2 separate regions of the Homo sapiens genome follow, and region 2 is linked to region 1. Evidence: read pairs that join two places in POLR2A ChIA-PET (ENCODE). Cell type or tissue: CD4-positive, alpha-beta T cell. All regions are shown on one strand. Links, peaks and the distances in the headings refer to the core of each region. The heading gives the core; the rest is flanking DNA. Region 1 overlaps ZNF609 (zinc finger protein 609). Region 2 overlaps ZNF609 (zinc finger protein 609).

Region 1 (5,375 bases), core at 53-5,052:
CAGAGTTCACACTTTTTAAAAAATTTATTATTATTATTTTTTTGAGACGGAGTCTCACTCTGTTGCCCAGGCTGGAGTGCACTAGTGCGATCACAGCTCACTACTGCAGCCTCAACCTCCCAGGCTCAAGCCAGGAGGCCTGGCTAGAGTTTACGCTTTTAGCCACTAAATTATACATAAGAGTTGATGTGAAATTCAAGTTTAGAAGGCTGGTGTTTTAAATGAGAAGTGGCCCCGAATACTTACCTTGAAAGGAAAATTCTCAAACTTTGATGTATATAGCAATTATCTGGAGAGACTTCTGGAAGTACAGATTTCTGGGCCCTTACCCCAAAAACTTATTCGGCATATCTAGGGTAGGGTCCAAGAATGTGCATTTTTGATACTCTGGTGATGTACATGGTTTTATGGGACACACTTTTAGGAACTCTGCTGTAGACGGTAAACTGTAAGCTCCTCAAAAAGCAGAGACCATCTCTGTTTTATTTACCAGTGTATACCCAATACCAAGTAGAAAACCTAGTATCTAAAATGCATTCAATTAATGTACTGACTGAATGAAAAGTGATAACAATTAGCCAACAGTATATCTTCTCTACAAAATACTTAGTAATATCCACAATACATTTGAAGGTCTGCCTATTAGTGATGTGTCCAAGGAAGAAGCACTAGAACAGGGTTTTTTTTCTTACCTGCAATTGCCAAGTAAAGAAAGAACTATTCCTCAATTATTATAATGAAAATTTGGCTGGATGAAATATTCCAGAACACACACACATATATCATAAGTAGTCAAGCTCAAAGTAGCAGTTTTAAAGTAACTTTCCTTCTTTATAAATAACAGGATAGGTTCAGTGCCAGCTGTAATGGTTATTCTTTGCAAACATCATTCATTACCTTACCTAAAATCCTAAACTCAAAGATCCTTTGTTTATTGAGTGTCTACAATGTTAAAGTCACTGTGAAAAACAAGTGAAAGCAGTTTTGGGGTAAAAGCAATTTTGGAGTATGTAAGCATTTTCATCTAATGTTTCAAGGTAGTCTTTACATTGAAAAAATGGCTGGGTGTGGTGGCACACACTTGTAGTCCCAGCTACTTGCGAGGCCAAGGCAGAAGTGCATAAGTGAGACCAAGGCAGAAGTGCATAAGTGAGGCCAAGGCAGAAGTGCATAAGCCCAGGAGTTCAAGATCAGCATTGGCAACATAGCGAGACCCTGCCTTAAAAATAAGCAAATAGGCTGGGTGTGGTGGCTCATGCCTGTAATCTCAGCACTCTGGGAGGCCGAAGCAGGTGGATCACTTGAAGTCAGGAATTTGAGACCAGCCTGGCCAACATGGTGAACCCCTATCCCTACTAAAATTAAAAAAAAAAAAAAAAAACTAGCCAGGCATGGTGGTATGCACTTGTAATCCCAGCTACTCGGGGAGCTAAGGCAGGAGAATCGCTTGAATCAGAGGCAGAGGCTGCAATGAGCCGAGATCGTGCCACTGCACTCCAGCCTGGGTGACAGAGTGAGTCTCCATCTCGAAAATAATAATACTAAGAAAATAACAAATAAAGTGGGAAAATTGAGAATCCTTCCTGACAGTTAAAGATTTGTTAAGAATCCCAGAGTAACAACATGCCATAAGAATTTGGTGTCTACAAATCTGGCTTTGCCAGTGACTACCTGTGAGATGCTGGGCAAGTCACAGGACTTCACTGGTCTTAGTTTCTTCTATAAAATGAGGAAATTGGACAAGATAATCTTTCTCTGGAACTGCCTTGAATTACAACACCTAGAAGGAAAACAGAGTTTCTGAATGAAAAAATAAATTAAGCTTGTAGTTACAGAATGCAACTCTGTCCCACATAAATATCAACTTCTTTTTAATGTTTTCCATGAAGGAAAATCTTGAGGGCATTTGGTTTCAGGAAGCAAAGCTGACTGCTCTGCCATCAATAGCTGAGAAATAACAGCTAGTGGAAGAAGGCGTTAAGAAAGCCTTGGATCAGAAGGAATAAAAGAGACCTGACCTTGGTTAGGCAATGAGGGACTACAATACAAGAGAACTAAGCTAGAAGGCACAAATTAGGGCAGGAATACAAAACCAATGGCAAAGGAAGATGCTCTTAAGAACACAGGATATGATAGCATGCATGATCAGAAGTTGAAAGAGCAAAGAGCACACTTTATGGTTTTCTTTGTATCCTAAACTAATGGGGGAAGTGGTAAATATATGCAGCATTCTGAAAGCAGCAGAAGCTGACATTCAAACACGGGAAAAGCAAAGTGCAGTGTTCCTACCTTGCAAGATCAAAAGCAGCAGCTAAAGACATGTGAGGGGGAGCTTCTGGTTAGAAACTTCTAGATCCTTTCTTTAACTACTAGAGCCTACTTGGCTATTTTATATGATTTGGGGGAAAAGAAGGAGTCTCACCTTAAACTCCTGGTCGTAAGCCCTGACAAAGTCAGCACAGATAGATCGTTGCCATCTGTGGTTTGTAAATTCCTTTTTTCTTGCCTGTCAGAGTGGCGACATAAGCACTAAGCTCAGGACACTCAGACAGGCGCCTGCCCTCCTCCCTACCTCCCCTTCCATCCCTAACTTAACAATCCATCAATCAAACTAAAGGCAAGGGAACAGGCAAGAGCTGGAAGGCTCTGTCTTGTTTATTCCTCAACATTCCCTCCCCCATCTCTTCAGCTGGCAGGAAGTATGAGGCAGAAGTGTTCAATAACAATTCAGAGCAGCAGCAGTTGCTAAGAGCCATCTCTGGTCTCTCCTAGAACTCTGGGAAACAGCACAGAGCTCACTCTGTCAGAGGAAGGTATGGTCGAGCAAAAGTGGGATCCCATGAAGGGAAATCCACATCCTTGTCTGACAGAAAATTTCCCAGGCCATAGCCTGAGATATCTACCTTCACAAAGAAGAACATGAGATAGATAATTTCTCTCTTTCTTTTTTTTTTTTTTTGAGACAAGGTCTGGCTCTATTGCCTAGGCTGGAGTCCAGTGGTGCCGTCTCAGCTCAATGCAACCTCCACCTCGCAGGCTCAAGCTATCCTTCCACCTCAGCCTCCCCAGTAGCTGGGATTACGGGTGCACACCACCAATGCCCGGCTAATTTTTGTAGAGACAGGGTTTCACCATGTTGCCTAGGCTGGTCTCAAACTCCTGAGCTTAAGCAATCTGCCCACCTAGGCCTCCCAAAGTGCTGGGATTACAGGCATGAATCACCAGGCCCAGCCAGTAATTTCAATATTCAAATCTTCCTCATTGGCTAGTAGTCAACACTGCTACTCTGCACCACAGAATTCAGTCAAGAAACTTCCCAAATTTTATGAGTTCTTCCTCTTCATGACAGTTCCCAGTTGAGAGGATGCAATTCTTAGATTATATCAAAACATCTGTTTTGCTATTTTGGTTCTGTTTGTTATCCCTACATAGAAACGTCCCAAACCACAGGCAAGCCCATTTCTCAGAGAGAAAATTTTAAAGAAGTTTTCAAAGACTTTGCTTATAAATTATAGTACTAATCATCAAATACTCACTGAGCACCTATTATGCCCCAAACCGGAGATTGTTGTTTCTCAAAAACCGCTCCTCTGCATGGTTCCTAACTTCCTTTCCTTTAACTTGCCTCTTCTGCTCCTCCCAGTCCAGAAATGTTCTCTCCCTGCACAGCATGTTTTAATCTCCTAGCAACTTCCAAACATTTATTTAAATAATTATTTATTTCAATAGCCAAAGGTAATATGGAAAGGCACCCTCAGGACCAGACTGTCCAAAAGGGTTGAGGGAACAGGGGAAGGAATTGAGAAAGCAGGTTCTTGCTTATGGTTACATGAAACTGTATAGCAAATTTTCTGCTTCTAAAAGTAATTGCCAGCAATTTTCTCTATCTTTCAAAAACTGAAGCACAGTCTCTTTCCCTTTTCTTTCTCATTCTGCTGCCCCATTCTCAGAGTCTCCCTGGGAGGCAAAGCTTATATGGCAAAGCAACATTATTAAGGGACAAAACTCCCTGGCACCAGGATGTATTCTTAGCTGAACATACTGCATCTTTCAGCCCAATTATAATCTGAAGGGCAGCCACCCAATCAGTCCCTGCACCTCTATGTGAGAAAATGGGTTCCATTTGCTTCTCTGTTAGAGACAATCATGGACATTTACACTTAAATCCAACATAAAGCTAAGCAATATTAATCCTTTCATCCACAGACTATCACTGGGCTTAGAAGGTTGCAACATAAGTACTCTAAAATTTAGATAGGAGAATGAAGGTCATCCTCAGAAGTACTTTTTAGCACAGGAAGAATAATGATTATGAATATGGATATATGGCAAGAGTTTCTTGAAGCCAGATGTAGGGAACAGTCTAATGGGCCTGGAACAGAAGCAACAACTGCTAGTACTCCTAAGCCTCTTTAAAACAGTATTATCCATCTGTACCCGAGAGAAAATAGCAAATCACAGCCAGCACAGGATGAGCCAAGCTAGTAACCAGCTGGAACCTGACTCTGCTGAAGTGGACTATAGCATCTGCCACCTAAACACAGGCAGCCTCTCTGGCAGCTGCCACTGGTAAAAGGGAATGAGCCACTGTATTATTAGTGGAAGAAACTCACAGACCTGCTACTGGAGAAGCCCAGATGTTGCTAAGAGCTACAGATGTGCCAGAGGCAAAGACCAAAATACCGACAGCAAAGAAAGCATGAGCTACCACTGGAATACAGGCACTAAGAGGGCACCACCACCCAAACATACACATCCAGCCTTTATTTATTAACACTTACATATGGAAATAGGTATTCCCTGCTGCAGCTGATCTAATTACAGAGAAATCAATTTATACTGCATCTGCTGGGATCAGCTGAAAGCACAGGATGAGCAGAGCACAGAGCAGAAAATCAAGAGCCAATGAACAGCTCACCACAAGGCCACTGTTTTGCAGGAATAAGCTGCTGAAGTTTAATGCTGCCTGAGCTGACCCTAGACTCACACCCATTCTCCTCCAGCCCTGCAAGTTCCATTTCCTAAAGCATGAACTAAGATCATCTTCCCAGAGGAGGGACTCAGTTCTAACCCCTCCTGGGGCTGCAGGCACCTGTCCTTCCAAGTCAAGCAGAAGGCAAGGTATCATTACACTGTTGGCAGCTATTAAACCACGAGGAGACTTTGATTCCTAATAGTTGTGGGAGATACCTGGCATGAAGCTACACCTTTAATGGCCAATCTCTTCCTAGGCCAAACTGTCATAACCACAACAATAACTCATAAGATCTAAGTACCTCAAAGTACAATGAGTACCTCTTGCCCTCAAAATGTGCCCCTTCGCTCTTTGGTAGCCGGCAATAGAACACTTCGTAGATATGCCATGAAATTTAGCC
Region 2 (5,375 bases), core at 269-5,268, 78 kb before region 1:
GGCAGCCTCCTCCCACCTCCCCTACATTCACGATTCTAGCAAAAGTCTGAACATTTACTCAGAATATGTTGGACAGGCTGGGTACTCACCCGCACCATGCACAACTAAGAACAGAGATGAAATGAAACACTCACAGCAACAGTCAAACACAAACCCCTTTTTGCTCCTCTGGGCTATGAGAAAGCAGGCAAAAGATGGGTTGATTCCTCTAAGGGAAAAATGACTTGCCTAAGACAAAAGACCTACAGATGCTGGAAGGTGGATGGTCCCTCATCAATGGTCAATCAACTCCTTCCTATAGTAAGGGCCACCAAATGACAAGCCCCACCAATGAAAACAGAGCTTCTAAAACAGGACTATCGTATCTCACTTTTATTTTTATTTTTAAATTTAATTTAATTTTTATTTTTTATTTTTTTGAGATGGACTCTTGCTCTGTCACCCAGGCAGGAGTGCAGTGGCGCAATCTTGGCTCACTGCAAGCTCTGCCTCCTGGGTTCACGCCATTCTCCTGCCTCCTGGCCAAGATGATGAAACCCCGTCTCTACTAAAAATACAAAAATTAGCTGGGTGTGGTGGCGGGTGCCTGTAATCCCAGCTACTCTGGAGGCTGACGCAGAGAATTACTTGAACCCGGGAGGCAGAGGTTGCAGTGAGTCGAGATCGCACCACTGCACTCAAGCCTGGGCAACAGAGCAAGACTCTTGTCTTGGCCCGGCGTGGTGGCTCATGCCTGTAATCCCAGCACTTTGGAAGGCCGAGGCAGGTGAATCACAAGGTCAGGAGATCGAGACTATCCTGGCTAACACGGTGAAACCCCGTCTCTACTAAAAATACAAAAAATTAGCCGGGCGTGATGGCGGGCGCCTGTAGTCCCAGCTACTCAGGAGGCTGAGGCAGGAGAATGGCATGAACCTGGGAGGCGGAGGTTGCAGTGACCCGAGATTACGCCACTGCACTCCATCCTGGGTGACAAAGCGAGACTCTGTCTCAAAAAAAAAAAAAAAAAAAAGACTCTGTCTCAAAAAAAAAAAAAAAGAAAAAAGAAAGAAAGAAAGAAAGAGTGAATGGATAGGGAAATGTAGGATTGCTTAAGGCTAATGATTGTGAACTTAATGTGAGAACAGGCAGAACAGTTTTTTCAGCCACATGTAGACACACAGATACAGGCATGAAGTAAGCAAAAAGTTGGACTGAGTTTTTGTCGGTGAGAAATTTAACAATGTAGCGAAGAAAGTAATTATAATGAATACAAGTTCAGTAGGGAAGTACTTGAAAAAGAGTGTAATGCTCAGTACAAACAGTGGTGATTCACAGTGTCAAAGGATTGACGGAGCAGAGATTCCAGAGGAAGGGTGTTGTGAAAGTAGAAATGAGTGATGGAAGAATAGCATGCTTGATACTGAAATAACAGAGGAGATGTAGCTCTAATTGACTAGATCTAGGGCAGGAGTCAGTAAACTCTGTAAAGGGTTAGACAATAAATACCTTAGGCTTTGAGAGTCAATGGTGTCTGTTGCAATTACTCAACTTGGCTGTTGTAGTATGAAAGAGGCTATAGACGATACATAAATGAAGGAGTAAGGCTATATTTAAACAAACTTTATTTACAAAAACAGCTTGGTCCTGGTGCACTGGTCTAGAGTACGACTATGGGAGTAGTAGCTGAGACAGGATAGAGGTCAAAAATCTTTGGGAGAGACATGGATAAGGAACTAAGAAATAAAGATGTTGGAAAGATAATTAATATGGACATAGAATTTACCAAGAATTAAGCCAGGAATAGTGTTGGAGAGGGTGACTCTGAGCCAGGAACTAAAAAAGCCTTTAAAGAATGAGGGAGGACACTGGCAAAATTGGCAGAGTAAAGGATCTTTGAAAATTCTCTTCTCCATAAAACAAAAATTGTCAAAATCAAGTTTTTCAGAATTCTGGAAATTAACACCAAAGGCTTACAACAATCTAAGAGCATTTATTCAAGCAAAACGCCTGAATATCAGTAAGAAACATTGAGCTTTGTTAGCACCTTAACTTGCCCTACTCCCATCTCCTGCTCTGAAAAATCAAAAGCCTGCAATCACAGTGAAAAAGCAGCAGCTTGACAATCACTAGATGGGGCAGAACAGGGTTGGCGTGCCTGTGAAGCTTCATTCCCAGGGAATTATCATTATTTGACCTTTCCGGTGGTTCCCTGGAAGGCCCCACTTGCAAGGTTATCTATATCTGACCAGACTCAGAGCTTACCCAGCATAAAAAGCCTTTTCCCTGGGAGGTAGGAGTATTTGTGAAAAATATAGGGAAGTGCTTAACTTTGTGGCTGCCTGACCAAAAAAACTTAAAAGGAAAAGCTGGGGAAGGACATGTTCACAGGGCTTTCCTGGAAATCTAGAAAGCCGTATGTTTTCTAGATTGTCTGAGAGTAGAAGAAAATCTTTAAAAAAAGCAAGCCACATGTATGCACAAGGACGTATACATGCCCAGGGCTGAGGCCACGCTCAGTAAAGTACTGAGAAGGCCCTAAACTCTCACCTCCGGTTGACCTTGAAGCTCTGCACAAGCAGAAAGTGAAGGCTAGGCCAGGATGGTGACATGCATATAGTCCCAGCTACTCAGGAGGAGGAAGCAGGAAGACAGCTTGAGGCCAGGAGTTCAAGGTCACAGTGTGCTATGAGTGTAACTGTGAATAGCCACTGAACCAGCCTGGGCAATATGGTGAGACCCCCGTCTCTAAAAAAATTTAAAAATAAAATTGTCTGGGCAACAGAGCGAGACTGTCTCAAAAAAAAAAAAAAAAAAAAAAAAAAAAGAAGACATTGAAGACTAGAAAACAGAGTTGTCAACTGCTGAGTATTTAATTCTATATCCAGCAAAACTATCCATTAAAAAACAAGGAAAAATTAAGATATTCCCAGATAAAAAAGAACTGAGAGGCTGGGCGTGGTGGCTCATGCCTGTCATCCTAGCACTTTGGGAGGCCACGGTGGGAGGATCACTTCAGGTCAGGAGTTCGAGACCAGCCTGGCCAACAAGGTGGAACCCCATCTCTACAAAAATTAGCTAGGCATGGTGGCGTATGCCTGTAGTCCCAGTTACTCGGGAGGCTGAGGCAGGAGAATCACTTCAACCCAGGAGGCAGAGGTTGCAGACTGCACCACTACACTCCAGCCTAGGCGACAGAACGAGACTCTGTCTCAAAAAAAAAAAAGAAAAGAAAAGAAAAGAAAAGAACTGAGAGAGTTCATTGCTAGTAGACCTGCCCTACAAGAAATACTAAAGGGAATCTTTAAGTGAAATGACAGGGCACTAGGCAATAACTTGAATCCACACAAAGAAAGAATGTTAGTAAAGCTAACTCCCCCATAGCTGTATTAAATGACAGCAGCAATAAGAAACTATTACCATAAACTCAGTGGCTTAAAACAATGCAAATTTATTATCATACAGTTCTGGAGTTCAAAAGTCTAAAATGGTTCTCTCTGAACTAAAATTAAGATGTCAGCAGGGCTGCATTTCATTGTGGAGGCTCTAGGAGATAATCCATTTTTCTTGCTTTTTCTAGGCTTTAGGAGGCTGTCTAAATTCCTTGGCTCATCCCCTCCCTCCATCTTCAAACTAAGTAGTATACCATTTTTAAATCTCTCTCTGACTCTGACTCTCTTGCCCTCTTCTTCCCTTACAAGAACCCTTGTGATTACATTGGAACCATTGGATAATCTAAGCTAATCCCCCCACCTCAAAATCCTTAATTTAATCACATCTATAAAATCTCTTTTGCCAGGTAAGGTAACATATTCACAGGTTCCAGGGAATAAGAAATAGATTTTTTTTGGAGGAGGCAGTATTCTGCCTACCTGCCATAGTAGGTAAATACAAAAGACTGTATAAATGTATTTTTTATTTATAACTTTTTTCTCATATCTGACTTAAAAGACAACTGCATAAAGCAATATTTATAATATGTGTTGATGGGTATACGTCATTTGTATGACAATAATAGCACAAAGGACAAAGAAGGGAACAGAGCTATACAAAAACACAAGTTTTTTTTTTTTGTTTGTTTGTTTTCCTGTGTCGCCCAGGCTGGAGTGCAGTAGCAAGATCACAGCTCACTGCGACCTCTGCCTCCTGGGCTTAAGTGATTCTCCTGCCTCACCCTCCCAAGTAGCTGGGACTACAGGCACCTACCACCACACCTAATTTTTTTTGTACTTTTAGTAGAGACAGGGTTTCACCATGTTGGCCAGGCTAGTATCGAACCCCTGACTTCAAATGATCCACCTGCCTAGGCCTCCCGCACCTGGGATTTCAGGTGTGAGCCAGTAGGTCTGGCTACTTTTTTTTTTTTTTTTTTTGAGACAGGGTCTTGCTCTATCACCCAGACTGTAGAGCAATGGAACAATCACAACTGACTGCAGCTTGACCTCCTGGGCTCAACTCATCCTCCCACCTCAGCCTCCCAAGTAGCTGAGACTATAGGCATGCATGTACCATCACTTCTTTGCATGTACCATCACTTCTTTTTGTTTTCTCTGTTCTAGCTAATTCTTAAATTTTTTGTAGAGATGGGTCTCCCTACACTATACACAATAGAACATATCTATTTAACACAAAAGAGGGCTGTGATGGAGGGAAAGAGGAACAAAAAAGACATAAAAAAATAGCAAAATGTAGATGCAAATCTTTTTTGTTTTATAATTTTTAATGAAAATTTTTTTAATTTTTAAAAAATCCAGATCCTGCACAATTTTGTTGTTTTTTCTGAGACAAGTTCTCTCTCTGTCACCCAGGCTGGAATATAGTGGCCCTATCAAAGCTCACTGCAGCCTCAACCTCTTGGGCTCAAGCAATCCACCCACCAATCAGCCTCTAGAGTAGCCAGGACTACACGCACATGCCACCATACCCATATAGTTTTTGTACTTTTTTGTACAGATGGGATTTCGCCATGTTGCTGAGGCTGGTCTTAAACTCCTGAGCTCACGCAATCCATGCGCCTTGGCCTCCCAAAGTGCTAGAATTACAGGCCTGAGCCACCATGTCTGGTCATAATTTTTTGTTTGTTTGTTTTTTGAGACAGAGTCTTGTTCCGTCGCCCAGGCTAGAGTGCAATGGCACGATCTCAGCTACTGCAACCTCCACCTCCCGGGTTCAAGCTATTCTCCTGCCTCAGCCTCCTGAGTAGCTGGGACTACAGGTGCACGCCACCACACATGGCTGATTTTTGTATTTTTAGTAGAGACGGGGATTCACCATGTTGGTCAGGCTGATCTCGAACTCCTGGCCTTGTGATCCGCCCACCTCAGCCTCCCAAGGTGCTGGGATTACAGTCGTGAGCAACTGTGCCCGGCTCATAAACCTTATTAAATAATTAATTT

What was found. Peaks named below come from ENCODE experiments on the same cell type or tissue, not always from the same donor. Only the 100,000 strongest peaks of a DNase experiment are listed, where the experiment ranks them.
Region 2: POLR2A ChIA-PET joins it to region 1 with 7 read pairs; 7 of 35 experiments call an interaction of 5 or more read pairs at or near these places.

What each region holds. Positions count from the first base shown.
Region 1 is chr15:64,500,643-64,506,017 of GRCh38, reverse strand. The region is part of intron 2 of ZNF609 (zinc finger protein 609); the gene reads right to left. Among named protein-coding and RNA genes, the nearest start is that of ZNF609, 43 kb to the right of the region's middle. In CD4-positive, alpha-beta T cell, for the core only: no CTCF peak of the experiment used is centred there; a DNase peak (open chromatin) is centred at 2,197; H3K4me3 peaks cover 1,127 bases; H3K27ac peaks cover 3,704 bases.
Region 2 is chr15:64,578,387-64,583,761 of GRCh38, reverse strand. All of the region lies in intron 2 of ZNF609 (zinc finger protein 609), which reads right to left. All of the region lies in intron 4 of LOC101930091 (a long non-coding RNA gene), which reads left to right. Among named protein-coding and RNA genes, the nearest start is that of ZNF609, 120 kb to the right of the region's middle. In CD4-positive, alpha-beta T cell, for the core only: no CTCF peak of the experiment used is centred there; no DNase peak of the experiment used is centred there; H3K27ac peaks cover 274 bases.